Linked DNA regions of Homo sapiens: region 1 is linked to region 2. Evidence: chromatin loops called from intact Hi-C (ENCODE). Cell type or tissue: gastrocnemius medialis. All regions are shown on one strand. Links, peaks and the distances in the headings refer to the core of each region. The heading gives the core; the rest is flanking DNA. Region 1 overlaps ZBTB20 (zinc finger and BTB domain containing 20). Region 2 overlaps ZBTB20 (zinc finger and BTB domain containing 20).

Evidence for each region. Peaks named below come from ENCODE experiments on the same cell type or tissue, not always from the same donor. Only the 100,000 strongest peaks of a DNase experiment are listed, where the experiment ranks them.
Region 1: it touches region 2 in a loop (2.6-fold over the local background); 3 of 110 quality-filtered maps call a loop at or near these places.

The regions. Positions count from the first base shown.
Region 1 is chr3:114,506,046-114,508,966 of GRCh38, forward strand. All of the region lies in intron 6 of ZBTB20 (zinc finger and BTB domain containing 20), which reads right to left. The region is part of intron 1 of ZBTB20-AS5 (ZBTB20 antisense RNA 5); the gene reads left to right. Among named protein-coding and RNA genes, the nearest start is that of ZBTB20-AS5, 54 kb to the left of the region's middle. In gastrocnemius medialis, for the core only: no CTCF peak of the experiment used is centred there; no DNase peak of the experiment used is centred there; H3K27ac peaks cover 2,500 bases.
Region 2 is chr3:114,623,776-114,626,696 of GRCh38, forward strand. The region is part of intron 6 of ZBTB20 (zinc finger and BTB domain containing 20); the gene reads right to left. Among named protein-coding and RNA genes, the nearest start is that of MIR4796, 120 kb to the right of the region's middle. In gastrocnemius medialis, for the core only: no CTCF peak of the experiment used is centred there; DNase peaks (open chromatin) are centred at 406 and 1,256; H3K4me3 peaks cover 1,671 bases; H3K27ac peaks cover 2,500 bases.

The sequences.
Region 1 (2,921 bases), core at 238-2,737, 120 kb before region 2:
GTTTCCTGCAGGACAGATTCTTGATGTATTTTCATTCCTTTTGGTCAGGAAGAAGAAGACTATAAATGCCACAAATGGTCATACATATCTTGGGGTCTGCTTTCCAAAACGCATATTATTTTGGATCCGTCTCAAGAAGAACAATAAGAGAATGATACTGAGATCTTTTTTTCTTAAGATGCTATGATAACAATCCTAAAAAATGGCCTGCCTTCAAAATTTTGATGATGAAATAAGGTTATAATCAATAAAGAGAGAAGATTTTAAAGTTCAGCAATTAGGTCTGGGACTGCTTCTGCGCCTGAGACATTGCCAAGATACAATGTAACACTCCATCCCACCCCATATGAATCTCCCTGTTCCTTCTTGATTCTTACGGGGATAGGGTCTGACAGACTAGAATGAAATGAAAGCAGTAGTGCTGGGAGGGGTGGCAAGGACCGAATTTGTTTAATACATTTAGGATGGTTTTTTATTGCTGCTAAACTAGACACAATTCCTTAGCATGATGACATTCAGGAATCCTTTACAATCTGATTCCAAAGAACTTTCTCTTCTATATCTTAAACTACTGAAATTGTAGCTCTATAAATTCCAAAGGGATTGATGTACCAGGACCTTTGACTTATAGTAAACTGATCTTAAGGGATGCTGAAAAGGTTTGGCACTGCTATCATGTGGTCTAATCATTTAGACTTGTCACTACCAACTATTTGCTTAAGAGCCTCCAAGACCTTTCACAATCTGGCCCCGGCCCACCTCTCTACTTTTAATAAAAAATTTTCCCACTGCTGCTTCTTTATATACGGTGACAGCCTATTTGCTCTTCCCTGAACATGGCCTGGGACATCTATGTCTCTGAGTCAGCTAACGGTTCACACTTGAATCTCCCAAGCCTAGCATAGTGTGTGAAACACAGCACGACACTCCAATGTTTGTTGAATAAATGCTGTCCGTCTATTTTAGGAGACAGAGATGACAGAAGAAAGTTGTTAAATCAGTAAATAAATAGCACCAGAGAGAGGTCAAGGAAAAGTTAATTTTAGTGCATTTTAGGAGTGGGGGCAAGATGAGCTTGAAGATTAGGAAAACTGATGCTCTTTATTCTTGGGTCTAGCCAATGCTATGAGTCAGTTACTTTTTCGGGAACAAGTTTAAACCTCAAGGTTAAATGAACACAAATGCCCTGTCCATCAGCATATAATGAAAAAGTTGTGGCTATTTCCACATCAGCACAGTGAAATTAAAATATGCAGTGCCTCTCTAAGAGGCATCACATATGACAGAGCTTTTAAAAATAGTCCCCTTTGCCACTCAGGTATAGAAAGAGCTATAGAAACAAAAGCAAATGTTTGAAAAACTGAGATAATTTAGCTTAGGGAAGAAAGAGCTGAGGTGTGTCTTTATGGTTTTTTGACTATAAGAAAAGTTGTTACAAAGAGGATAATGATCAGCATTTTTGTCCTAGGGCAAAATGACATTAAACCGTCCAGTGCAGAATTTAAGACTTAAAGATGAACATTCTAAATATGCAAGTGGTAAATAATCAAATAGATTGCTAAGAGCAGTTCTGAAATTTCTTTCTTCCTGACTCTCTTAAAATAGGAAAAATCTTCATCTATTTTGGATAAAATAAATGCAGCTCTGCCTCCAGTCAGGAGAATGAATTCAATAACTTTTCTAGTCTTGTTTAACTCTGTATGATTCTATAAAATTCTATAAAATGTTCACCCTAAAAATTATACAGAATCACAATACAGTTGAGTAAAATACATTCTACAGTTTAAAAAGAAATAAGCAATACAGATAGTTGATAAGTTATTACATTCAAAATAGTAATATATGGTGCTCACGTTTTTTATTCAATTTGCCAAGTGCATATAACACAAATAAAATTGGGAAAAATGTACTTGAATCTACTAAGGCTTTAACATAGCGATTATCTAGAGTAAAACAGTCTAACAATTAATTCTTTCATGTCTAAGAAATTTGCTGAATATTTCATAAACCTCATATTGAATATGTATATAAACTCAATTTCCAATTAAAGAAAAAGTTTTTTGAAGGTCCAGAAAGTAATATATGAACTCACTATTATTATTTCCTGGACCATCTTCAAAGACAACAGGAGAACCACTAAACAATTCCTTTAAATGACCAAAATGTGCCCCATATGATTAAGAATGTAAATCTAATAACAGACTCACAGATAAGGTCTAACAGGGGTGGCAAGTTACTGGCTTTCTTTGTCTATTTACCTTTTAGCTTTGGAGCTCAGCAGAAGTGTCCATTACATACAGCACAGGGTTAGATGAACAGCTCCAATGACCTTGTCTGAACCAAATTCATTTAAAGCAGTTTGCCACTTTTCTTAAATAGAAGATGAGTCCATTCTATCTATGGCCCAGATTTGGACTGGATCACTGAACTATTGCCCAACTCTTATAAGCAAAGCACTAACATGTACCAATCAACAGGCGAAGGCATCAGGAAGGTAAAAATACACATACATAAGAAACTGGCAGTAGATTAAAGAAGAAAGCTATATCTAAAGATGGACTTTGGCTTTTAAAGCCTTTGAGTGTTATTCGAATCTTGTTAACAAAAACAAAAACAAAATCTGCATTCCAATGTAACTTGTAGAGAAGATCCAGTAAAAAAATGAATTCAAGAGAGAGAGAGAAAGAAATGTAGTTTTATTTTGCAACCCATTATTTCCATAAGAACATGAATCAAAGAGTCAGCTATGCCAATTTCTTCATAGCTGACTAGTTATAGGATATTGTTCTAGTCTTCACTAATGACTTCTTGAGGTTGGTTATTACTGTGATCAGGAGTTGGGAGGATAGAGGTCTAAGACCTTTCAAAAGAAACGTTTTGTTTAGTATCACTACAGAAAATAAAGTCAGCATTAAGCTAAC
Region 2 (2,921 bases), core at 288-2,787:
ACCTCCCTGAATACTACCTCCCTGCCCCCACTCACCTATCTTCCTCCCCCCAACAAGCATGTTTGCTAGGCATGTCAAGGCTGACATCCATCGGTGGCAGTATGAAACCTATGCCTACAGGCTGCTCCTGAGCATAGCCTCAAGGCTCTGCCATTGTCCGTAGAGTGCTCTAAGTTGTGCCCGCTAAAAATCTTCATCATTCCATTTGACTGTTTGGTAGTATTTCTTTAATTGTATTTTTTGTTTGTTTGTTTTAAAAACACCCTTTATTTCCTGCTTGCCTTAGAGACACCAAGAATAAAATCCTTGACACATCAAATTCTGGAACCTCACCACTCACCAGGACTATGGTTCCTGATCCAAGGAGTGACGACTGAGAATCAGCACACAGTCTCTTGAGGGTGTCCAGGCCTGGCTGTTAAGCTCCCTGCTCTGATTAGTTTGTCGAGTTCACAGTGTTCCAGAGTGCTGAAGCACAGAAATTAGGGAGGGGAGGTGGAAGGAAAATCACTGGAGCCTCTTACGATCTAACTTCCACTAACTGGGAGGAAATGTCTTATAAATAAACAACAGTAAGAGAAACAAAAAAAAAAAAAACCCATCCCGTCCTGCCAGAGGAATGTACATTATTGTCTCCCGACGGAAAACTTTACACCACACCAGAATGCAGCCATGTCTCCTGAAACTACCTCCCTCAAAACAGAAAGAAAAAGAGAATCAAAAAGGAAAGGAGAACAAAACAGAACAAAAAAGATTTCATCCCCTTGAATTCTGTTGGGAAGTTCATGTGAGTTCCCAGTAGACAAACTAAACTAAGCAATTTCAACAGTGTCACTGTTCCAGAATTTTGTGCAGAGGCTGCTTATTAGCCAAATTTCATTTCTGCCCAGATCACTGCTGTACCATCCAGACATTTTCAGAAGGGAAGTTCAGGGAAGGGGGGAAGGGTACGACTGTGGAGAAGAGGAAGAAGAGAGGACAAAGGAAAACTCCTGATGAACCAGAATGCCCTAGCCACGGCCATGATAGAGCGAGCCCCCACCCACCACCCGACTACTGCTTGTTGAGGACTTGGTGATGCGGTGTGTTTTATCTACTTACTCTTTCTGCTCGGGAGGCTGAGGTTCCTACATTTCCAGCTCATGCTGGACTGTACCGTAAGCAACAAGTGAAATGAGTTCAGTGATCTCATTCTAGTCCTTCGACTCCTGTCCACATCACTAAGCGACTGCACAGCTTGGCACAGGCCAGGATGAGTCAGCAGTCTCTGGTCATGAGAGGCCAGGCCTGGAATAGCAGGGGGGTTTAGGTCAGGAGCAAAATGAAGCAGAAAGGCAGTCTAGATGGCAGGGCTCTGTTCTGCAATACACAGAAATACTGCAGGTCAAAATGAAAGCGCCTCATCAGCTCTGGGGTGAAGATTGTAGGACTGTAAAAAAAGAAGCATCAAGAGAAAAAAAAAAGCTGCCTACCAAACATAGCAAGGACAAAACAGAGTACCACAGTCAGAAAAAGAGGGCACTGGTAGAGCCCTGGAGGATAAAAGATGCTCATTAAGGTTTCTGAAATGTCTTTTCTTCCACATGCTCCCAAACTTGAATTAAGAAATGGTGACTTCCTATATACTATCCTAGTATTTTGGTACTGTTTTCCCAATTCAGTAAGTAGCAAAACAAATAAAATGCAAGGCACTGCAGTTAAATAGCAAGAAAAGCCTCATATTTCATAAAATAATATGAGTCTGATATCTCAAAGGTGTACATTTGGGTTAATAGTGTCTGTATATAGCCTGTATGAAATGGTTAAAGAGGAGTACTCTTTAAGTTGAGCTTGGGTGGGGGTAGAGAAGAGCTTAGAGAAAAGAGAGTTACCAGTTAATGATAAAACATAGGGGAACTATGACACTGTGACCATATTTCTACTCAATGGGGCCAACATAGACCTCCATTAGACCTCCATCAAGAAGTGATGCTCCCACTAACAGGACTTCAAACACTTCTCCCTCTGCAGTAGTACTGTAATATAGCAAGGGGAGAGGGAAAATAAAATAGATAGAAAAACAAGGTTCAACATAAAAAAAATTAGTGATAGACATTTTGTTTCAGAGGAGGCAAATTGCTCTATAAGTCAACTGATAAAAAAAAGTCTTGGTATCTGAACAGACTTAGAGAAACCATATCTAGATGAAGATGCCAGGTGGAGACTGATAACTATCAGGAAATGGTAGTAATGGCCATAAAGAAGGAAGAAAGCAATCTCAAGTCACATGATGTAGAATAAAACAGCATGGAAAACAGAAGGAGAGCAACAGACTTCGGGAACACGAGTAAAATATTTCTTTAAAGTCCTTTTAAGAGGAGTAATGAGGACCCACCACATATTCCTAAATGTTGTCCCTCAGAGATGCACAGATGTATATGGGTAAGGAAATGTAAAATAAACTTTCAGCTTTCATTTCAGAGGGTATTAAGTCATCTGAACACATATTTACTAACTGTTTAATCTTGGGCAAATGAGCTTTCTAGCCTCAGTTTCTCTCTCTTTGAAATGGAAATAATATTATCATCCTCATGGAATCATTGTAAGCACTGAATCAATGTTCATTAACCCTTATCTCAGCAGTACCTGTCACATGGTGAACATTCAGTAAATTGCTTATTATTCATATTATTTGATTATCATATCATATCATCTTTATAAGTATCCAGTGAAAGAATCCCCCTCCAGTGTTGTTCCACTGGATTGAGAGGAATCAATATGAAGACTCTAGTAAAATCAGTTGAGTAACACTGCTTACACTGCTGCTTTAAAAAGATTATTTCTGTCTGGGTATGTTAAACATTATACTTGAAGACACAGGATGTTGAAAATCTATTATGTGAAATCCTTGAATTTGGGTATCTATGTTGTCAAAGCAACTT